Linked DNA regions of Mus musculus: all the other regions are linked to region 1. The links are chromatin loops, found by intact Hi-C in ENCODE. Cell type or tissue: left cerebral cortex. All regions are shown on one strand.

What was found. A loop is a pair of places that touch in the nucleus more often than their neighbours do. Peaks named below come from ENCODE experiments on the same cell type or tissue, not always from the same donor. Only the 100,000 strongest peaks of a DNase experiment are listed, where the experiment ranks them.
Region 2: a loop joins it to region 1, with 2.0 times the contacts of the local background. A loop is called at or near these places in 4 of 42 quality-filtered maps.
Region 3: a loop joins it to region 1, with 4 times the contacts of the local background. A loop is called at or near these places in 3 of 42 quality-filtered maps.

Annotation. Positions count from the first base shown.
Region 1 is chr14:33,516,601-33,524,600 of GRCm38, forward strand. It overlaps Frmpd2, which reads left to right. Exons shown (of 30, transcript XM_017316244.1): 13 at 1-97; 14 at 6,229-6,414. Among named protein-coding and RNA genes, the nearest start is that of Frmpd2, 37 kb to the left of the region's middle. In left cerebral cortex, no CTCF peak of the experiment used is centred here; DNase peaks (open chromatin) are centred at 4,373 and 5,117; H3K27ac peaks cover 2,057 bases.
Region 2 is chr14:33,377,692-33,385,691 of GRCm38, forward strand. It overlaps Mapk8 (mitogen-activated protein kinase 8), which reads right to left. Exons shown (of 12, transcript NM_001310454.1): 11 at 6,183-6,260; 12 at 207-4,628. The coding sequence ends at 4,483. Among named protein-coding and RNA genes, the nearest start is that of Mapk8, 65 kb to the right of the region's middle. In left cerebral cortex, no CTCF peak of the experiment used is centred here; a DNase peak (open chromatin) is centred at 3,388.
Region 3 is chr14:33,576,244-33,584,243 of GRCm38, forward strand. No RefSeq gene overlaps it. Among named protein-coding and RNA genes, the nearest start is that of Ptpn20, 9.0 kb to the right of the region's middle. In left cerebral cortex, a CTCF peak has its summit at 3,614 (motif pointing left); DNase peaks (open chromatin) are centred at 3,713, 3,886 and 5,973.

The DNA.
Region 1 (8,000 bases):
GAGGATGACAGCAATCCGGGTCCAAGTAGAAGTCTCAGAAATGCACCGGCTCAGTTCTGCGCCATGGGGAGAGGATGCTGAGTTGGAGTTCTTGGAGGTGAGGCCTCTGGGGTCTTGAGAGAGGTATTGATATCAGGGAATGTAGGCAGTGGCTCTCTCTGCAGCCATCTCTGGGGACCAGAGGGGACCTGAGCAACATGGAGAGACTTTTGGTAATAGGTTGCATTAGAAATGACCCCTCTGCAAAAATACTCAATAAAATTCTCGCTATCTGAATCCAAGAACACATTAAAACAATCATCCATCCTGACCAAGTAGGTTTTATTCCAGGGATGCAGGGATAGTTTAATATACGGAAATCCATCAATGTAATCCATTATATAAACAAACTCAAAGACAAAAACCACATGATCATCTCGTTAGATGCGGAGAAAGCATTTGACAAAATCTAACACCCATTCATGATAAAAGTCTTGGAAAGATCAGGAATTCAAGGCCCATACCTAAACATGATAAAAGCAATCTACAGCAAACCAGTAGCCAACATCGAAGTAAATGGTGAGAAGCTGGAAGCAATCCCACTAAAATCAGGAACTAGACAAGGCTGCCCACTTTCTCCCTACCTATTCAACATTGTACTTGAAGTCCTAGCCAGAGCAATTCGACAACAAAAGGAGATCAAGGGGATACAAATTGGAAAGGAAGAAGTCAAAATATGACTTTTTGCAGATGATATGGTAGTATATATAAGTGACCCTAAAAATTCCACCAGAGAACTCCTAAACCTGATAAACAGCTTCGGTGAAGTAGCTGGATATAAAATTAAGTCAAACAAGTTAATGGCCTTTCTCTACACAAAGGATAAACAGGCTGAGAAAGAAATTAGGGAAACAACACCATTCTCAATAGTCACAAATAATATAAAATACCTTGGCGTGACGCTAACTAAGGAAGTGAAAGATCTGTATGATAAGAACTTCAAGTCTCTGAAGAAAGAAATTAAAGAAGATCTCAGAAGATTAAAAGATCTCCCATGCTCATGGATTGGCAGGATCAACATTGTAAAAATGGCTATCTTGCCAAAAGCAATCTACAGATTCAATGCAATCCCCATCAAAATTCCAATTCAATTCTTCAACGAATTAGAAAGAGCAATCTGCAAATTCATCTGGAATAACAAAAAACCTAGGATAACAAAAACTCTTCTCAAGGATAAAAGAACCTCTGGTGGAATCACCATGCCTGACCTAAAGCTTTACTACAGAGCAATTGTGATAAAAACTGCATGGTACTGGTATAGCGACAGACAAGTAGACCAATGGAACAGAATTGAAGACCCAGAGATGAACCCACACACCTATGGTCACTTGATCTTTGACAAGGGAGCTAAAACCATCCAGTGGAAAAAAGATAGCATTTTCACCAAATGGTGCTGGCACAACTGGCGGTTATCATGTAGAAGAATGAGAATTGATCCATTTATATCTCCTTGTACTAAGGTCAAATCTAAGTGGATCAAGGAGCTCCACATAAAACCAGAGACACTGAAACTTATAGAGGAGAAAGTGGGGAAAAGCCTCGAAGATATTGGCACAGGGGAAAAATTCCTGAATAGAACAGCAACGGCTTGTGCTGTAAGATTGAGAATTGACAAATGGGACCTCATGAAACTGCAAAGCTTCTGTAAGGCAAAAGACACCGTCAATAAGACAAAAAGGCCACCAACAGATTGGGAAAGGATCTTTACCTATCCTAAATCAGATAGAGGACTAATATCCAATATATATAAAGAACTCAAGAAGGTGGACTCCAGAAAATCAAATAACCCCATTAAAAATGGGGCTCAGAGCTAAACAAAGAATTCTCACCTGAGGAATACCGAATTGCTGAGAAACATCTGAAAAAATGTTCAGCATCCTTAATCATCAGGGAAATGCAAATCAAAACAACCCTGAGATTCCATCTCACACCATTCAGAATGGCTAAGATCAAGAATTCAGGTGACAGCAGATGCTGGCGAGGATGTGGAGAAAGAGGAACACTCCTCCATTGTTGGTGGGATTGCAAGCTTGTGCAACCACTCTGGAAATCAGTCCGGCGGTTCCTCAGAAAATTGGAAATGGTACTATTAGAGAATCCCGCAATACCTCTCCTGGTCATATATCCAGAAGATGTTCCAACTAGTAAGAAAGAAACATGCTCCACTATGTTCATAGCAGCCTTATTTATAATAGCCAGAAGCTGGAAAGAACCCAGATGCCCCTCAACAGAGGAATGGATACAAAAAATGTGGTACATTTGCACAATGGAGTACTACTCAGCTATTAAAAAGAATGAATTTATGAAATTCCTAGGCAAATGGTTGGACCTGGAGGGCATCATCCTGAGTGAGGTAACACAATCACAAAAGAACTCAAATAATATGTACTCACTGATAAGTGGATATTAGCCCAGAAACTTAGAATACCCAAGATATAAGTTACAATTTGCAAAACACAAGAAACTCAAGAAGAACAAAGACCAAAGTGTGGACACTTTGCCCTTTCTTAGAATTGGGAACAAAATACCCATGGAAGAAGTTACAGAGACAACGTTTGGAGCTGAGACAAAAGGATGGACCATCTAGAGATTGCCATATCCAGGGATCCATCCCATAATCAGCCTCCAAACGCTGACACCATTGCATACACTAGCAAGATTTTGCTGAAAGGCCCTGATATAGCTGTCTCTTGTGAGACCACGCTGGGGCCTAGCAAACACATTAAGTGGATGCTCACAGTCAGCTATTGGATGGATCACAGGGCCCCCAATGGAGGAGCTAGAGAAAATAACCAAGGAGCTGAAGGGATCTGCAACCCTATGGGTGGAACAACGTTATGAACTAACCAGTACCCCGGAGTTCTTGACTCTAGCTGAATGTGTATCAAAAGATTTCCTAGTCGGCCATCACTGGAAAGAGAGGCCCATTGGACTTGCAAACTTAATATGCCCCAGTACAGGGGAATGCCAAGGCCAAAAAGTGGGAGTGGGTGGTAAGGAAGGGGGGGGGAGGGTATGGGGTACTTTTGGGATAGCATTGGAAATATAAATGAGGAAAATACCTAATTAAAAAAGAAAAAGAAATTACCCCTCAAAGGGATAGGATCTATTGGTGTAGCTGGGTGTCATGAGGCCTAGCTTTGACCTTAGAGGGGCATTCATGGCACTTCCCTGTGGACAGGGAGACCTCACAGATGAGAAAGAGGATGGCTGAGGTAGAGAATGAGGCTAGGAGCTGGGCAGAGCTGTCGGGAGATTCCTTGTGTGCAGCCTTCTGGGCCCCTGTCAGCACAGCCGTATTGGGTGTAGCTCCCTTCTGTTTCCTCCTCTCTCCTCACCTTAAAGCCATAGCACATCTGTCTCACACACTGGAGAATACCAGGACCATGACCGCTTTGCTCCCTCCACTGTCTCCCATCACTGCTGGCCAGGTGCTGTGGGGCATGGAGACAAGCCCCCCGTGTTCCTATCACTGGTGGGTCCCAGGTCTTGGGATGACAACTGTGTATCTGGGGTAGGCACAGTGTGATAGATGATCAGAGAGACTAGGACCAATGCCAGTGAGCAGTGAGATGAGACAGGAGTAGCCTCTTTGCAGGAACATGAGCATTGGGCATATGAATGGGGAGGATCCTCTAAAAAAGGTTTATGTAGCTAGACCTTCAGATTTGGGGAATAGTCTTTCAAAAGGACATGCCAGGGTGTGTACATGTGTCTGTATCTAAGCCTTCTAACTTAGGGCAAAATATTCTCTCCATGTGTTTGTTTGTTTGTTTGTTTGTTTGTTTTTGCCTTTAAGAAGAGAAGTGATTGAGATAAACACTGGAAAAGCAGGGTTTTGCCTTTTCTTTTTGGCCAGTCACCTAGGAAGATGAGTCCAACACCTAATACGGGGGGCAGCGTCTAAGTCCCACCAGAAACACTCCCTAAACCCCCTAGTCCAGCCTCATACATGTTCCCTGTCAAGAACATTCCCTTGGTGAGGAACACATGGAGACCTCAAAGTCTTCAGATGATGAGCAGCCATGAGCTGGAGAACTGAGCTGAGATCAAGGACTTCACCCTGCAGGTCACTACTGTGGGGTGAATGTGCTTGCAGCCTGTTCAGGACTGAGCTTCATGTGAGGGCTCGGTCTCATTCTCCCTCCACTTGTAGACAGATCCATGAAAAGTGACTGTAAAAATAGCTACCATCTTACAAGCCTAAGGCTGAAGGGTTTTTTTTTTCTTCCTAGCTTCACAAAAAACATTGGGCAGATTTCGATCATTTGCATGCAATGTTCATTCATGTTGAGACACACTCTGGCTCCTACTCTTTCCTTTGGTGGCCTGACATAGTGACTAACTCATAGGCTGCCTGTTCTCCATACAGAGTGTTGAAAACAATTAGCTTTGCACCCATGTGAAGCATCCGTATCACAGTTTGAGTTTGTCAGTGTTCTCCCAAATGTGAAGAAAGCATTTCCCTGTCACGACACCTCAGAGAATGAACACACTTGCATTTCGATATAGTCACACTTCTATATGTATTTTTATATGTATATATGCATTTAAAATCGGCATATATTACTTAAGTACTTCTATGTATTCATATAACCCTGCATTGCAAAAGAATTGAAAATGTACTTTGAGTCAACACATATTCTCCCTCAGCACTATATTCCATGCCTTATAAATAATTCCAATATGCAATACTGAAATTAGTATTTTTTCTGTACCTATCATTGGCTGTATTTCTGTTTCATTTATTAGGGGCAGAATCTCATATGTGGGGTCACACCAGTGTTGGCAGTGCTCAGTTTAACCACTGAGGCTACATACTGTGGAGGCATCTTGTACCCCTCCTAGGTATTTCTTGTCCCTCTAACCAGGATGTCAATACCAGCAGTACCCCAGAGCCACAGAGCCTAACACATGGCTGCTGAGCCACAGAGAGTCACTAGATAGTTAATTATAGCTCCTCTAGGCTCTTCTCTTCCTAAAAAAGAGGAAATTATTCTCAGGTGGCTGCCTGAGGCTTGGTTCACGGATGCTGTACTCCGCCAATTCATTTCCTCCCACTGGCAGCAGACTTGGCAGCAGCCCAGTGTGGGCACTGTTTAACACCACCCTCAGTCTGGCAGATCCACAGCTGTGGGAGTGTGTGAATCCCTGAACAACCTGTTCAAGGTTAGCCCACTGTTTTCCAGGCGTCCTGAGTGCTTGAACTGTCCCCACTGGGCTAGGCATTGGGATTGGGATGTTTTATGTAGAAACAATGTTGGAATCACATTGGTTACATCCTGTGGTTTTTCTACTCAGCGTCTAATGAGTAATGGATGCATCCCCAGGTGCTGCATGTGCTTTGTTCTTCAGTGCCGGGGAGGTGGCAGGACAGCAAGGGACAGTTAGGATGGCTTGGTTCCAATCTCACTTTGTTCTCTGCTGCTGGGGGAGCAGGGGACCATGGTAGAAGGGTTGAGGAAGGGCACCGTGGGAGACAGGAGACAGGTACAGTGTTTTACTTTTAACAGATTGAAGATGTCCTAGAAAACATTATGTGTATTTATCTATGTTCCTAGTCTTTAGGGATGCTCTGAGTTTTAGTTGTTGAGAGTGAATTCTTGGAATCAAGCAGACTCTTCTATTCAGATCCCCATTCCTGCCTCCAAGGAATTTAGACTCACTACTTGGATCAATTGAATGATTTGTCTCTCAGATATAGGAGAATGTATTTCTGATTTTTCTCTAAGCTTACTAAAGTAAAAGCTGGAACATCCTACCCACTAGCAGTAAATTGTTCTGATATGTGTAGTACAAAGAAATTGAAGCTATTGTTCTTAAATCGAACCACATACATATGGCCGCATCCATATTTTGACTTGGGGATGTTCCAAAAGAGTCTGAATCCTAAGAAACACCTCTTCACCATCTTTATATCCTAGTGTCCTATATTAAAGATATGTGTCTCAGATGCTCTTCCTGGGATTCCGCAAATGAAGAGTTCTTTAGGTTCAAAGAGAAAAAAAGAAGGAAAAAATGTCATCATATCCATGGTGTAGCTATATTCCAGAGTAAGAAAGAATTGTCTAGCCGAATCCCTCTTCACCTTGATTAGCAATGATGGACCTTTTTCACACAAGGGGTCAAGGGTCATCATTTTGAACTGGCGACTTCACAGGTCCTAAATTGGCCTTTTCTTCCCTCCAGATTGTTCAGCAACTTCCAGAATATGGAGTCCTGGTTCACCGTGTTTCCCCAGAGAAGAAGAGGCCAGAAGGGAAAATGGCCTTGGGGGTCTGCACCAAAGGCATCATTGTCTATGAAGTGAGAGGCAGCCGCAGAATCGCAACATCCCAGTTTCCATGGAGAGAAACTGGGATGATTTCAACTCATGTGAGTGAAGCTTAGATGATAGCCACCCATGCCTCCCTTTCTCTTGATCTGTGACCATTTTAAGTGCTAGATAAATTTCTCTTGATGTATTCACATACAACCTGTGTTCTGGTACACGGATATATTTGGGAGGATCAAATACTTAAGCAGATGGGGGTTGGGCGATCCCCAGGAAGCCTTTATTTTTCCCTCATGCTACCCCTTGCTGTCTTGCTTTTAGTCTCTATAAATGACCTATAGCCTCAAGTGCTATATTTTTCTCCATGCGCTCTCCCTAACTCAGGGGAGTCCATCTGTGCCCAAAGCAGGGACAACTGGGATCTGAAGGAAAAAATGAAGTGAGGTTAACAGGAGTCTGCAAGGTTGTGAAGCACCTGCCCTGGGGATTTGTGCCTCCTTTGCACACAGTACTCAGGTGCCTGGTGTGTCTCAGACGGACTGTAGGTACCCTGGCAGACGGTGTTGGATGGCCACTGAAATGTTAAAATATGCAAACCTCCCTGAACATCCAACTTGCTGTGTATTTAAAGTCATATGAAAAGCCCCCTTTCACTGTTTAATTCCTGAATTTAGTTTGTATTAACTTGGTACTAGGCCCTGGTAGCTGACTGTCCCTGCTTGTCACAGGGGTCATCCAGGTCAGTATGTCACAATGATCCACTAATGACTCATTTGAAGACAAAGTTCTTTGCTCAGACACATTTAGTCTTTCTTCTATTTCCCTTTCTCTTATTGTCTTCATTTTTCTCCTTGTTAGATCATTATTTTTATTATCTGATGTAAACATTTCCTAGGTAAACTGCTTCAGGATGTTTCCTTTATGTTTTTTAATCTTGTTTATTGAAGTTAACATTGTCAGTGTCTGATATGCAATACAATTTCCTAATAAATTATCATGTATATTTTGGAAAATAAAGCTTACATAAAATATGTAATAATTAGCATATTTTGAGGTCATTAAACTGACCCATGCATGTATTGTCAGGATATTGATATTTTTTCACCAAACTTTAATATAAACAATGTTTATATCCATGATTTTTTTGAGCATTAATTATTTTTAATTTAACTGAAAGATATTTTAAAAAATTCAAATTATTGAACCGAATCCAACACTATTATATTGTTCACTTTATTGCATGTTTAACTAAGCAAAGATTTCACTGAGATTTGTCTAAATGCAGATTCTCTAGTAATTTTGAAACATGGAAAAATTTTGAGGCCATGAAGTTCAACAGTCCCCTTAAGCATATATATATGTGTATATATATGCATGCATACATACATACATACGTTTCATTTTACAAGTATTTGTTTTTCATTACCAGGACAAACAATTTTTTAAAAAATTAAATCCAGGAAGTCATCAAGCTCATGAGCTCAAAGAAACTATTTAATTAAGATTAACTAGGATTTCCATCCCCTAATGATCAATTTCTTCCTTGGCATGCATGAACGATTATGCTGTAAAGCCATCACGTAATATAATATCACCAGATGCTCATGGGCAGTTAAACATCTTACAGAGAAACTGACTCTTTATGCTTCTGCAAGCCCCAAGTAGTGAGCTCTGAGAAATCTAAGCA
Region 2 (8,000 bases), 140 kb before region 1:
CTTAAAGTTCCTCTAGTGATTTGAAACATAAGAACAGTAAGCCTAGATCAAGCCATACACCAGCAGTTAAAACCGGGATGACAATGTGTATAAAATCCAAACCTAAGACACCTGCCCTACTAACAACCTTACCTCAGTCCACAGGAAACCCTAAAACCACCAGGAAAAAACACAATTTTGTTTTGCTTTCAATGAAGAACTCTTACTTTCATACCACTTTTTCTTTTTTATTTAAAATATTATAACCAATTGACACACTAGATAACACTGTTTACACCCAGTGGTGCATGTTGAATGACTAGGGCATGAACGATAACCCACGGTAACGATCCCAGCATTCCCTACAAAGTGCCCATTTGTTTTGTCTAGAGGAGAAGAGAGGAGAGCACACGGAAGGGGCGGGATGAAGGAATGACATGTACAGGGAAAGAGGAAAAAATCTAATTATCATCCTATGTTTTGAGGTTTAAAACCTTATTAACAGGGTAAACCGTAATGAGAAAACAGACATCACAGTCCAGGCAGACAGCTACTTCAGTGTAACTTCATCATTCCGCTATAAGATTAACAGCTTCTCAAAAATATACCAAATATTGGGCCTACAAAAGTAATGTATTTCTTCGTAAAATTTACTAAGATTTTCTCCTTCTGTAAAATGTAAAGCATGGACTGGTATCTCGAGCAGGTTTCTTACAAAAACAGTGAGGATGTCAATAAGCGTATGCAGCACAATTCCCCAGACACAGTGGAAGACTACACGGGACTGTCTCTTACTGACGCAAGGTTTGCACTTCACATGCTTACTGGTATTTTGTGAACAGTGGCTAGAAAGTATTCAACGCACATTTATAATTTACACTCAGTAAAGGTCAAACAGTAAGGGCTACAGCTTACTTGGGAAAGCATAGAAAATCAGTGTGAGGTAGTTCAATAAAAACCTAGTTTAATTTTAAGTCATTGTGAGAATAGGACATTGTGCAAAACTAATCCACAGGTAATATTTCTCAGGAGTTTCAGTAATGAAGAGAATCTAAACCAGAAGTGCCCAGAAAGTTGCTTACTAGACTCCCCTTAAAAGCAATTTGCCTAAGAGCAGTTACTTTGAAATTAATTAGGACACAATTTTCCTATCTTACCCCAAACCACACATTTCTGCTTCAATGCCCTTATCTCTTTCATCTTTCTTTCGTGCGATTAGGACAAATGTGCCTCCTGTGGTTCACAGGAAACACCCAAGAGATCAGTAGAAACACAATGCACACTAGAATATGCACACTAGAATGCAACAAGCCACGAGGCAATGCTGAAGAGGGCTACGGGTGAGAGACGGTGCTGGGTATTCTACTCACTGGTAAGACTTACTGGGGTCATGGGGCATCATGCATCCACTCTACACTAATGAGTGACTAATGAACAACACTCACAAACTACAACAGTATTTCTGAAAATATACTATGTTGTTGGTTTTTTTTTTCAATCTCAAAATGCCGTGCAGGCTAGCGCTGAGGCAACACTGATGATGTCTTCATGTGTGCGGCAGAAACTGGCCAATAATGTAAACCAAGTTCTTTTTGTAACTCAGGAAACAGCTTCCCTTGCCTACTGCTCATCCTATCCTGTCAAGTGTCTTTTCTACCTCCACGTCTTAGGGTAACAAAGTGAGATGAGCTCAGAACTGAGGGATAAGGCTGACAGGCAAGCTTTGTACACAACCAGCTTCTCTGTATTGGTGGGGACTACTGCTTCTCTTACTAGCCAGGTGTGAACACACTGGGCCTTTGCTTCTGGTGTGCACTCTTCTGAGATTTGGCAATCAGCAGCATGGCATGACACAGTAAAAACCACTAGCAAATAGCATTAAAGAGTGAGATGCTCTATAACAAAGCAATCCCAACAACATGCTCATCTTACAGATGGTCACTATGTATTAGTGGGTACGAGACCTGTAACCAGGAAGACATGTAGGAAGAATAAGGCTCTCTTTCCTAAACCATGAAGTGGAATGCTAATTCTCAGCTAAACAACTTTTAGACAGTAAGACAATGGGTATCATAAGTATATATAATTGAAAAGTCAAATTATAGGGTGGCTTAATAAGTACTGATAGACAGAAATGTTATTTGTAATTTCTTAAAAAAATACTTAAGATGCTTTAAGACTCTAAAAGTACCAGTAGGATTTATGTTAAAAGATTTAAACACAGTGGTGTGTTTTGTGTGTGTGTGTGTGTGTGTACAGTGGATCTTAATGTGTTGGGCACATGTTTAACAAACAGACCTTGCTTTTAGGTATACTCTGTTAGGTATTTCAGCTTACATTAAGCATTGAGAGCTTGTTGTTTTTTTTTTTTTTAAATTTAACTGAAACATGATTGCTGGCAAGTGGGAGCTGGCAATTACAACAGATGAGACAATCAAACAACTAGTATTCCTTACTTACCCGAAATCTGAATGAAGAAGATGGCTTCTCAGCAATCAAACACAAACACAGAAAACTAACTACAGCATATCAGCTGGTAAGTGCAATAGTGACACATTTTATCACGGCAAAACCAAAACCAGTTAGATGCAAAACTAATATAAAATAAGAACACACTCATGCTCCAATTTCTGCTAAAATCCTGACTTCAACCTTGTATTTCTAGAACCAAGAGGCGTAACAGTCTCAAATTCATACTTGTCTAATAAAATAAATGCACCATGTTGTACATATAGAAAAGGAATCACTAAAAGATGGGACGCTAGAAATCTTGATAAACTTGCTATGTTTAAAAAGGTAATATCTTAATCTTAAGTATTGCACATTAACAAGACTTAAAATAGCTTACTTGAAAGTAATTGTACACTAAATGTTTTTAAAAAGCAACCAAAAGAAGAAAAATCCAAAAACCAAAACAAAAGAACCTGCTAAGCAACCTTTCAGAAATCTGCCAAGCTGTGCCCGCTCTTACTCCTGCTGATTGTGAGCTCCAAGGGGCTCCGGGCTCCTTCCTACAACCTTGCAGCTCATGAAGTATGCATTTCCCAGTTCATTACATGAAATCCCTCTTGTTCCAGATAATACCAAAGGTGCCTGGGCATTATAGACATCATTTCAGAAATAATGAGACCTTGATGACATTTTACTTAGGAAAATTCAGTTACAGAGAAAGGATTCTGCAGATATAAAATGTAAACAGTTAACACACACTTGTCAGGAGCAGCACCATTCTTACACTACTCAACGTCCATACTGGAAATCAGATATAAAAAACCAAAGACTCAGATGAAAGAACCACCACTATGCCTGCTCTGCTCACTGTGAAGAAACAGTCCTTAGAAAATGACATCCTACATATGGCTGTGTGCTACTATTTTCAGATGAACGGCATATTGCTCATTTAAATGTCACCTACACAAGTTTAAGTAGGCTTTGGAACCTCCTGACAGCTAGTAGAAACAGGATAATGCTACAGGTAGAATCAAATGGCCAGAAACACCACAAACTGGTGCTCAACAGACTGACCCGCTAAGGAACAGGAACTGGGAAAGGCCAGAGGCCAGAAGCTGTCCAACAGGGAAAGTCCAGGCTCGTGGCCAATGCCAGGACCTACAGCCTGAGGAGATTAACTCAGTGTCTACAGAAGCAGGCTCGTAGCCAGGACAGGGGAAGCATCTGTTGATCTCCACGGAAATGTAGATTCATGAAGTGTCCTCTTAACTTTGTGTGATCAAAAGCTTTAAGCATGCCACAGATGATCAGAATATACCACATTCCTTAGTTTAAGTTTTTCTTGGGTTGGTGTAGGAGATTCAAAATGGAGAAGGATGTGCCCAGCATCTTTAAAGACATGCTCTGAGTTATTCTGCCATTAGATAAGGTGTTTGCTAAAATTTAGGTAAGGTTGCCTACCAATTGTTTTAACTAAGTTGGGATTGGCAAGTAGCAAATATTGGAGGTTTCTTGATGCGTTCATCATTTACAGTAGTTATTCCTGAATATAACTGGCTACAGGTTATTTTCCCTTATTCCTCTGGGGTTATTTCATTGATAAGCACATAACCCTGAAGGATAGCATCATGAACAAACATCTGAAATAAATTCTAATAAAAAACTTATAAACATCTTAAATAATTCATGATATATGCAAGTCACCACATAATAGTTGCTTTGATAAACAAAAATTTTACAAATTCAGTAAAAAAATCAGCAGCATAAGATAAAGCAAATATGCAAAATTTAAACCATGATAAAATAATTAGGTTTACATTATACAGTTAATTACAGCAAAAATACAATACAGTTTTGTTGCTGTTTAAAAACACAACTTAAGTTTTAAATTACAACACTTGAAATTAAAAAAAATAAACTACTTTACTACAAAATGAATTCTACATTTTCTGAAAAATCACTCAAAAATATGACCACTGAATTGTTTTTAAAGCAGTTCTATCAATGACTAACCAATTCCCCATCCCTCCCACCCACCCAAGGCCCAAGTAGTCATCTACAGCAGCCCAGAGGTCCAGCTGATGCTTCTAGACTGCTGTCTGTATCCGAGGCCAAAGTCGGATCTGTGGACATTGAAGACATGTCATTGACAGACGGCGAAGACGATGGATGCTGAGAGCCATTGATCATTGCTGCACCTGTGCTATGAGAAACAAAACAGCAAACCAGTTGCAGAGAGAGTTGCAGACCGGGCTGCCTGGCCTGTGCTACCTACCTTCAGGGTCTATAGACTTCTCCTGGGCTTACGGGTTGCTGAATCGTATTGAACCCAGCACTAATGTTCTCTTATGCACACAAACTACGAAGGGAGAATTGTGAAAATGTCTAGAAACCTATACTTGTTTTCCTTTCCATAATGCATTTTTAGTTTAAGACAAGAAGTTAAAATCCAAGTAACATGGAGAATGGCCCTACAGCAAGATCCATAAATGGGCCTCAGGGTGTGTTCCAAAAGAGTTGAGAGTACATACAAAACTGCTTACACTTCATTTTGTTGGAGAGAAGATCTCTAAGATCCAAGTAACTAAAAACAGCCTGAGAACTAAAATAGTATAGAAAATTACTTTTGATAGTCTCACAAAAACCACAGTGTTCAAGTGATACTCCTGGGTCCATCTTACAAAGTAGAAGCCAACACAAAAGAACAGCATCTTAAAAAAAAAAAAAAAAAAAAAAAGCCGGGCAGTGGTGGCACACACCTTTAGTCCCAGCACTTGGGAGGCAGAGGCAGGTGGAGTTCGAGGTCAGCCTGGTCTACAAAGTGAGTTCCAAGACAGCCAGGGCTACACAGAGAAACCCTGTTTCGAAAAACCAAAAAAAAAAAGACCAGCATCTGATCAGGAGGGACCTGAACCAAGTGGCCAGTCTACAAGAGAGTGTGTCACTTACCAGGTAACCAAAACAGCCTAGTAGGTAAACTCAGGCATACTTTGACCCAGGTAAATACCAGGCAAAAACAAATACAAACTTACTAAACAGAGAGAAAATGCTTTTCTCTGTGAAAAAGCAGTATCGAACAAGCATTTCATGCATTTAAAAAATGAAAAAGCTCAAAAACCAGGAAAACCTATGGAGAGACAGAAATCCTTTTAAGGGGGAAGCCTCATTCAGAGGGAAGAACATGTTAAAGCATCTCAACAAGATGGAGCAACTTTCAAGCCATAAGCTCACTAAATAGAAGTACAAGAACTTAAGTTCTCAAAAATACATATACAGAACAAAAACAGTGTGTAGTGCTCAGGGCCCCAAGATGCTAAAGCCGAGCAGGCAGGACTCTGCTGACGCACTTGTCCCCCTTCTGTACAGTGATGAGCAGAACACTGAGAGACAAGAGGTCCTCAGAAGCTTGTATTCAAGTGTGACTAACGTACTAAAAAGAACGTCAGAACGTGATGGCACACATAGCAAATTTAGCAAATTTTGTGGTGAAGTTTTTATCTATTCCAACTGAAGACTTTTCAAAGCAAAGAATAAGGAACTCTAAGGGATTTTTTCTTATTTAAAGACATGGCTGTGGTGTCAATGAAAACTGGCTTTAAATCAGCAAATGCATCAAGACAATAGTGTGTCATGGCTTTCAAATTTAACTACCAAACTGAGTGAGCATGGGAAGAACTGCAGATTCCAGGCCTCTGAAGATTATAACACAAGATGCAAGGCACAATCACAACCAGGTTTATATTGTAACCAACCTAAAGGAGACGGCTGCCCTCTTATGACTCCATTCTTAGTTCGTTCCTCCAAATCCATTACCTCCTTGTATATCAGTTCTGAAAAAGAAGAGGAAAAGTGACTCTCAGGCATGAGTCCTTAAGTCAAAGCTTCTATCTGTTAGGTGCATCAAGCTGGGTTCTTGCAATGATAGCAATGGCAGAGGATCTGAGTGTCAGCTTCAGACTCATAGGTGTTAGCAATTAATTCACTGATCTTCGACCACAGATAGATGTTGATAGAAAGCTAAGCTCTCTGCTCTAATTGTCCCAGCTGGTTAAAGGGCAGCTGTTGTCAGAAACCAGCCCCTGCCTTGAGTGTATCAGCCACACAGCACTCTGCCTTACAGACCCTTGTCTAATTCTGTCAAAGTGAGACCTGAGGTCAATACCTTCCTTCTACTTCCTGGGTTCTGTCCTAATGCAACAAGGCTGTAATTAGAAAGATTTATAACCAAAGCAGCATTTACAATTAGAATGGGACAGAAGGGTATTTTTACTGAAGGAAAAGAAGCAGCAGCTTCAGATCCTTCCAAGTAGCCTACAGCAGGTGTCAGCATCAACACCCCTTCCTAGGACTCATGGATCCCAGCAGACCATTGCACGACAGATTTGCCTGCGGAAAGACACAATGCTCTTGCTTGTGATTCTGACTTGTTTGGTATCATTATCTATCACTTTTGAGTCATATACTCTTTGAAAAATTACATAAAAGTAATTCTGTGAAAAAATATAAAGAACTTCTCAAACATCTGTGTAATTCCTGAAGTTCAAGGTATTTCTGTTTTGTTTTGTTTATATAGTATCCTTTGCTGGAGACCAGGCATGGATGGCACATACCTGTAATCCTAGTACTTGGGAGACTGAGGCAGGAAGATCACAAGTTTGATGCTAGTCTGGGATACACACATACTTCTATTTCAATATTCTTACAACTTTAAAAGCATTATCAAAAAGCTGAATACTAAGAACCAACCAACTACCTAACCAATAGATAGAAAATTTATTTTTCATCCGAACAGGAAATTATCAAAAAAATACAAATGGATAATAAATGTATGAAAAAAAATATCAACATTCCACATGTCATCAGGGACACACAAAAATAGTACCAAGATTCTATCCAACATCAATGGAAATGGCTACCATCTATCAAGAAAGCCAAAAGTAACAAACGCTGGTAAAGATGTGGGGGGAAAAAAAAGGAAGCTTCATACATATTAGAGTAAAAATGTAAATTATAATAGTCACTATAGAAATTACTGGTTCCTCAAAAAAACCCAAAAAGCAGAATTCCATTAAAGGCACCTAAGGCAGGCAATAGCAGAGCTATCTGCACACCCATTTCTATTGTGGTACTATCCACAGCAGTAAATACACTATTAGTGTAGATGGCCATCAACAAAAAAAAAAAGCACGGAGAAAATGTGGTAAGGTTGGGTACGGTGGCAGTCTTTAATCTCAGCACTCTAGAGGCACGCAGTGCTGGGGAAGTTTGGCATTAGTCTGCACTACATAGGGAGTTCCAGGCCAGCCAGGCAGACCTAGCTTTTTTGAGATCCTGTCTCTAACAACAACAACAACAACAACAACAACAACAACAACAAGTGGTTTATGTGTATGCAAATTAGTTTTAGCCAGCTATAAAGTAGAATGAAATTATGTCATTTGCCAGAAAAATGGATAGAACTAGAGATTATCAAGTTAAATAAAATAATTTTGACTCAGAAAGATAAATATTGCATGTTTTCTTTCCAATGTGGAACCTGGGTTTGACAATATAAATATACATGACACAAA
Region 3 (8,000 bases), 60 kb after region 1:
ATAAAACAAGTCATGGACTTAAATGTAACTCCAAAAGGATGAAAGTTTTAGAAAAGGAAAAAACTCCTTGAGACCTAGGACTTGACAGAGAGATCGTATGTTCAATGATCTATAAAATAAAAACTTGAAACATTTCCCCTGTAAAGACTGTGGTCAAAGGATTGAGGATGGGTCTCAACACGAAAGGAGGGAGCTGTAAACTCGGCAAAGGAGCCAGTACCTCGCATATAAAAGGAGCTCTCAAAACTCCACAGTAAAAATGAAATCCAAATAGAAAATTGACATGTTATTAGTAGACATTTCTCTGCAGACACTGGACAGATTCATATTAACAATGAAAATATGCTGAATTCCATGAGTTGTAAACTAAAGTTATATATCTACACATGTAAATTTATTTTGCATGGCAAAATAAAGTCAGACACACAACACCCAAAGCTAGCAAGGATGTAGAAAAACTGCACTACCTCTACACTGCTGCTAAGACTAAGTTAGAAACCTAATCCAGGAACACCTGGAAAACACCCTAGAAAACCAAATATGCAATGACCACAGGATTCAGAAACTGCACATCAGAGTTTATCCCAGAGAAATTAAAGTTTACATTTATATAATTATTCATGGTAGCTTTATTGGTAGTAGCACAAAACCAGGAAAAAAAACTGTGCCTTTCAACAAATAAATGGCCAAAGATTGATAACCCATATAAAAATGAATGGACCATTAGTACACACAACCAGGTGGATGGAACTCCAAAAACTTAATGCTGAGTAAGACAAAAGACAGTAAAATGTCTGATGCCATTTGGACAAGATTCTTAAAATGACAACATTCTAGAAAAGGGAGATGGAAGTTAAGGAGGATAGAGAGGAGAGTGGGAAGGCGTGTGTTGAGAGATGGCAACAGGGGATCATCCCCACAATGATGGAACTACCCTGTAATATTGGCTGTGGTATTATAGTGATTGTGTGCATCTCTGTGAGGAGAAAATTATATGGCATTTAGCACACATGAGTAAAAAAAATCAGAGAGGACCTGATCAGGATGGATGGGTTACAACCCATCCACCATTGTGGTATTGTATCACAGTTTTGCAAGATGCTACCATTTGGGCAAACTGGGCAGAGAGGATCCTCTGTGTTGTTTATTTCAAAACAAAAAGGTTTAATTAAACGAAGTGAGGAAATTCCAAACTCTACTTGAACTACTCCATGGCTGTCCCCCTATTCTGTCTGAATGGGTCCCGAAGAAAACTACAGATCTATATAGCCCAAGGGCAAAGCCAGTCAGCTGCATCGACTGACTGCATCTGCGTTGCCTATGACTGCTCACCAGTCTGTCTACATAATACTGTGGTACTTGTAGCAGTTTTTCACAAATTAAAATTATCTAAAGCAATTCTTTCTCTTTATTACATGAGGCCTGTTGCAGAATGCAATCATGGAGATAAAAGGAACCAAAAGAATATTGGAAAACCAGTATCTGTTTCATCTTGACATATATTTTTTTGAGCACTCAGTACATAGGCTAAGGAGATGATGAATGTGGGTATGGATATCTATGGGGATCCTGCTTGCTATGGAGGAGATGAAATACGAACACATGAAATAGTATTATATCCACAGCTTTGGTGCCAGAATGATGGTACACAAACCATCATATAAACAACAGGTACATTTTAAACTTAAAAGAAGTTGTCTACCCTAACCAGAGGGGTGAACCTTGAATGAGGAGAGTCATGTGTTATAGGGCATGGGGCAGTGGAAAGTTGAGGTAGAGGAGGAGCCAATGGGTGGGGCGGATTATGAGTGAAGAAGCTTGGATTCTCAGTTGCTGTTTGTTAGAGAATTCATATTGGAGAGAGTAATCGGCTTTATGCACTAGAGAAACAATTGGCAAAAGGAAGACAGGCCCAAATACAGTCAGACCAAATGATAATGGACTGAAACCTCCCAAAGTGAGAGTCTAAATAAACCTTTCCTCTTTTTGAAGCAGATAGTCTTAGATATTTTGCTACAGTAACAGAAAGCTGACTAACGCAGGGACTATTGAAGAATAATCTATTTGGTGATAGGTTTGGTTCTACACACTTAGGATTTGAGATTTCCCAAGATGCAGAGTATCATAGAGGTGAGGTTGTGTTGTACTCTTTTGCAGAGAATGTGATTACTAAGGCCTCAAAGAAACAAGAGCCATGGTTTTGTCTACCAGAGACTGTGTAGAAAGGAATCTAGAGATAGATGTGCTGCACACACTGATCAACTGTAGAGCAACAGTAGGAGCCTGGATGTGAGGTTAAGTAGGCACAACTGAGGGCCATCGGAGGAGCAGGAGCGGGAATGATGGATGCTGTAATCCTCTGCTTATTTTAGACTCACCTGTGGCTGACTGACCCTTGACCCTCCTTTTTGGTAAGAAGTTGTTCAAGATCAACAGGCTCCAAATTCTTTCTGCTTCTACTCTCTATGCCAGTGTGCTCTGACTAGGGATAGAATAGACTATGAATGGTCTTTTCAGCATCATGACATTCTTTTTCCTGTTGGATATGCTTGGCTGGCGGCCCTCGGAGAAATGCCTCTTGGTGGTGATAGAATGAACCACTGTATTTAATTCAGGGGACATATAGGTATTTGGAGGAGTGGGTGTTTTAGAAACATTCCTCTATGAAATCTATAGAAGCAATTTACAAGTAGTTATTTATGCACCCCACTGGGTAAATTCTGATGGCCTTCCCAGGACCTGAAGAGTAGAACTAATGTTAAGAGTCAGCCAAACGAAATCAGTGTTATGAAGGCCAGAGCAGGAAGATGGAGAGAACCCAGGTCTTTGGGACTATATGACTGAGCTTCTGAGCCAAATATCTAGGAGCTCTGCCCTGCAGTGGCTGCTGGAGACCTCATGGTGAGTGATTACCACAGCGGGTGGAGGCCATGTGCAATAAAGTTAGATGTGATTTCCTGCAGGGTGATACCTGAGAAACCAATGAGTATCTTTTACTCAACTCAATGACCTGCTGAACAACTGCAGAGGTGCCAGAACCTGAGTCTGGTGGGTAGGGCATGTGTCTAAGGAGAAAGGAGGGAGAAAGGCCAAGACTACAGAGCTCCCTTACCCACAGGTAGGAATACAGAATGGGGCCTAGCAATTAGTAAGCCAGAGTGAGCCTTATGCTGAAATGGGACTGTTCTGGGTACATTGTGGACCAGCCCGAAATGTTACAGGCAAGAGCCCAGTGGGGGAAAAAAGACACTAGGGCAAGTTTGAATGACACTGGAGAATAACACAAAGAAGTTGCACTCTGTTAAGTTTAAATAATACTAGACAATAAATTGGCAACATCTGAATTCCCTCTATAAAGCACAAGGCTTGGCTCTGACCAAGTAGTAACTCATAGGACCAAAAGCCCTGAGTCCAGCGTGTCTATTAGAACCTGGCAGTGTGCATTTAGCTTTGTGGTGTACCATTATTTTATAGTTAATATGTAGAACTGGATGTGGATATGCAAGAGTTTGTGGCAGGCCCTCATGTGGCAATCTCCAGGCAAAGCCCACAGTTTCCTTCCTTGAGCTTCCACTTGCAGAGAAATGGGTACATTGAAGCTGTAGATGGGTTAGTCGCCACCTAGTGGAACCATCATTTTATATTCATGGGGTATCTGCCATCTGCCAGGCTCAGGGACTAGGCATCCAGGAATCCAAGGCGAGGGAAGTGCATGTCCTCCTGTTCTTTAAATAAAATGGTTTTCAGTCTCTGCTGGGACTTTTATTGAAATTAGACTTCGCTCAATTTATTTTTATAGAGTCTTTTATGGCAAGTGTCTCAAAGCCGGGCAGGAAGAAAGCAGCACACAGAGAGGCCACACAGCTTCTTTTAAGCTCATGGTTCTCATCATCTCATATTTAGTTCTGGCTGTGAAGAATTCCATCCCAAAATAAACTGAGCAGCCAAGCAGAGGCTCGCACCAGGGGTGCTGTGGATGGTAAATGTCACTCAGGGGATTATTCTGTTTCTGTGTCACTATTTCTATTTTCCCATTTCTTCTCCTATGACAGGCTCCCACACTGGTCTGGGATTCACTCTGTAGCCTAGCCTGCCTGAGTCGCAGTCTCATTTTCTCTCTCTCTCTCTCTCTCTCTCTCTCTCTCTCTCTCTCTCTCTCACACACACACACACACACACACACACACACACACACAAACACTGTGGTGGTTTGAATATGTTTGGCCTAGGGAACGATACTATTAGTAGATGTGGCTTTGTTGGTGGAAGTGTGTCATGGTAGGTGTGGGCTCTAAGACCCTCATCCTAGCTGCCTGGAAGCCAGTCTTCTCCTAGTGGCTTTGAGATGAAGATATAGAACTCTCAGCTCCCTCCTGTACCAGGTCCGCCTGGATGTTGCCACATTCTCACCTTGATGATAATGGACTGAAACTGTAAGCCAGTCCCAATTAAAATGTTGTCCTTTATAAGAGTTGCCTTGGTCATGTTGTCTGTTCACGGCAGTAAAACCCTAAGACACATTCTTTCCCACACTGTGTGTGTGTGTGTGTGTGCGCGCACGTGTGTGCGTGTGTGTTTTGTGATGTGTGTGTATGATATATGTTGTATGTAATTATTAATGTAGATGTCCCCACATGTATGTGGACATGTATAGAAGGTAGAAGAAGGTGTTAGCTCATGTTCCATATTTATTCATGTATTTATTCATTCACTCATTTTTGTTGATTCATTCATTTGTTTGTTTATTTATTCAAGATCAGGAGTTTCACTATGAGCTTTAGGGACCTGCCAGTTCCACACCCACCCCTAGTGTTAGTATTTTAAACATGTGCCACTGTGTCCAGCTTTTCACTTCCCTTCTGGGGATCTGAACCCAGGTCCTCATACTTTTACAGCATGTACTTTATCAGCGAATCTCTTCCCCAACTTGGCTACAAACTCTTGATCCTTCTGCATAGAATTCCTGAATGCTGGTATTAAAGGTGTTTATTACCATCCTTAGGTTTGTGTCAGTATTTCTTGCTTTTTATTACCTGCTTTTCTAGGCTCTAAGCTCTGGAAAGCTCTGACCTTGAGCTTAAGCATGGGCCTTGGAGACTATGAAGAAGAACTATGCCAGCTATGGAAATTTGGCCCAGGCATAGGTTTCATTGTGTGATACAGACTTTAAATCCAATTAGGTTTCTTTCCTTATATCTAATTTAGTTCTATTGTTCTGCTGAATGGACATAGTTGTCGGCTCTTTGCAGGCAGGTCCAGGTGAGAGGAGAGAACCTGGTCTAACCCGGCCTGTTCTGGGCTGAGCGGGATGGCAAATATTGATGGCCCAAAAGAAACACACCAGGTCGGGAGTCTTGTCAAAGCAGGAACTCGCTTTAATGTGGCAGCAATTTTCTTATATAGACAGTGCAAGGAGGTGGGGATAGAAGTATGGGGTGAGATGACATATGGGGTGGAGTGAGATGATGAGGGGTGTAGGGTGATATCATGGGGCCTATAAGAAATTGATACATCAGTGGTAGTTAGGCGGAGGCAGTCTCATTCAGGGCAGTAGGTCGTGCTGAGTCATTCTCAAGTGAATAACAGGTCTTGAAAATCCAGCCAGGCTCAGGTTTGTCCTCAAGGCCCAAACCAAGGCCAAATTGGACCAAACACATAGTGATCAACGGATCCATAAGTTTTTATCTTTAGAGCCATAGATTAGTGTATCTCTCATTCCTCATTAAATGGCAATAAATACAGAGACCACAACTGGTCACATGCAGAGAATAAGTAACTTTGGAGTGCTTAGCTCTAAATGGGACCTTTGTGGGACAATGAACCATGCCAGGAAAATTGGTAAGATAGAGAGGATCTGAGACGCCAGCACTCAGGCTCTCGGGTTCCTTCCCACCCACCCGAGGTGCCTCCCTGCTCCCTGCCAGATTCCTGGCCTGGAGTATATACCACACTTCCCACATAAGGAAATGTGACACTTCCCACACAAGGAAATAGGTCCAGAACGGAGTTCTCCATGCTAATGAGGTACCCAGAGGCCCTGGGAATTTAGCCAATAAATTTCCCTTCCTGGACATTTCTCCCTGCAAAAGGTATTAATATCTAGTCCACTCTAATGAGTTGATATACATCTGTTTGCCACGATGAACAGTCAATAAAAGCTATGGATAAACACGGACTGTCTTCCATTGAAACCACTGTGGGGAGCATGGATAAGGCTTTCGCTTACAGAGCTGCAGTCTTAGAAGGCCTCTCTGCACTTCTAGACAACTGCTACTACCTTCACCAATGAGCTCAAGCTGGAGTTCCCCATTTTCCTGGCCTAGGTTCATTGTCATCCTCAGCCTGTGGGCCTCCAATGGTTCCGGCCTCTTCATAGGCTCATGGTTCCCCCATCCTTCGTTCCTGTGACACCCCAGCAGTGACTGGGTGTCTGAGAGTCAGGGAACCCCAACTTCAGCCTCCCCTATCTTAGACTGTGTTTTCCTACCCCCTGAGCAGTGTCTCAGCCCTTCCCTAAAGTCCAGCACCCAAATGGTACAGGGAGAAGCAGTCAAACACTCCATGCATTTCGCTTTCTCAGTGGCTGTGTCCCACACCCCAGTGGCAGGGCAGAATGTGGACCCACAGACATCTATGTCATACTACCTGCCATCAAGGCTTAGGGATCATCCAGAAAGAGGGTGGAAATATTGTGAGAGTCAGAGGAAATAGATTTCTGTAGCAAGTCAGTATTTTCTGGAAACGACAGTGCTGTTATGCACATAAAATCACAGAGGCTGTGACTGCCCACACAAGGTCTGTACAAGATCAGGCCAGCCAAAATCCCACCATAGATGGGTTGCATGAAGGAGCTATTGGCAACTTATGGCTGTGGTGGAGGGGCAGTCAGTTTTCTTCAAGGATGAGGACCCTCAGAGACTACTCATGCTACAGGTATATAGGTCTATACCAATAAGATTATTAAGAGCACTAAATGTACTCAGTGGGTGTTCAAGAGAAACAAAAGTGAGCACATGAAATTGAGAGGAAAATATGATGAGAGGAATAAAGGAGAAATTGTTGGAGAGCAGAGCAGGGAAAGGTTCATAGCTCTATGCATGTATGACTATTACATAAAATATTTTACAGGCAAAATAAAAATAACTTAGGATCCTGAGGTTCTGGGTCTGGGTACCTACTAGGGTCCTTTCTAACCCATAGCTTGGAATGAGAGGGCATCTTAGCAACCAGTTCTTGCCCTTGTGAGGGGTGAATAGATGAATTCCATCTCAGCAGACAGTAGACATTGCTTAGTCTTTAGTGGACATTCCAACAGGAGTCGGGGTATTCAGATTAGCAGCAGAGATGGCAAAGCCTGGTGTTCCAGAAGCACAACTGCCTCCTTGGACTGGTGACTGCTGTCTCCAGCTCAATCTCCCCAGTGTGGTGTTTTGAAGGCTTGTTCCCAATCAACCAACCAAGATCCCTTAATCAAAATAAAAATCCTCATGCTGGAATTTGAGCAATTTGGTGCCGCAGACCCTCTGGGTCCCTGTGTCTGTGTGGAATGGGTCTCTCGAGCAGGTGGGCAAAGCGTAGGATTAAATTGACAAACAGATGCACACAGGAGAGGTTATATAGAATCTGAATGTCTTGACACAAAGTGAACACCAATCTTATATAGTACAGAAAATAAAAGGGGTAGGGAGTCACAGCAGGCAAAGTACATTGAAGTTACCTGATACAAAACAAAGGAATGACTTTAAGAGGACTTACAGGAACCAGGTAAATGTTTACAGTAAAGATAAAGCAGCTCTGCTTAGGGGCAGCTTAATGACAGGTAAGGATTTCACACCCTAGTGCTATTCCTTTGAGCCTTATGAAGGCTAGCACCAGGGGATTCTGCTCTTAGCAGACCTTCTCATGAATAATGCAATACCACAACCCCCCTATTTCCTAGGCCTTGTTAAATTCTTATATGAGTGTAACTTTTAAGTATCTGGAGAATCTCCATTTGTCAG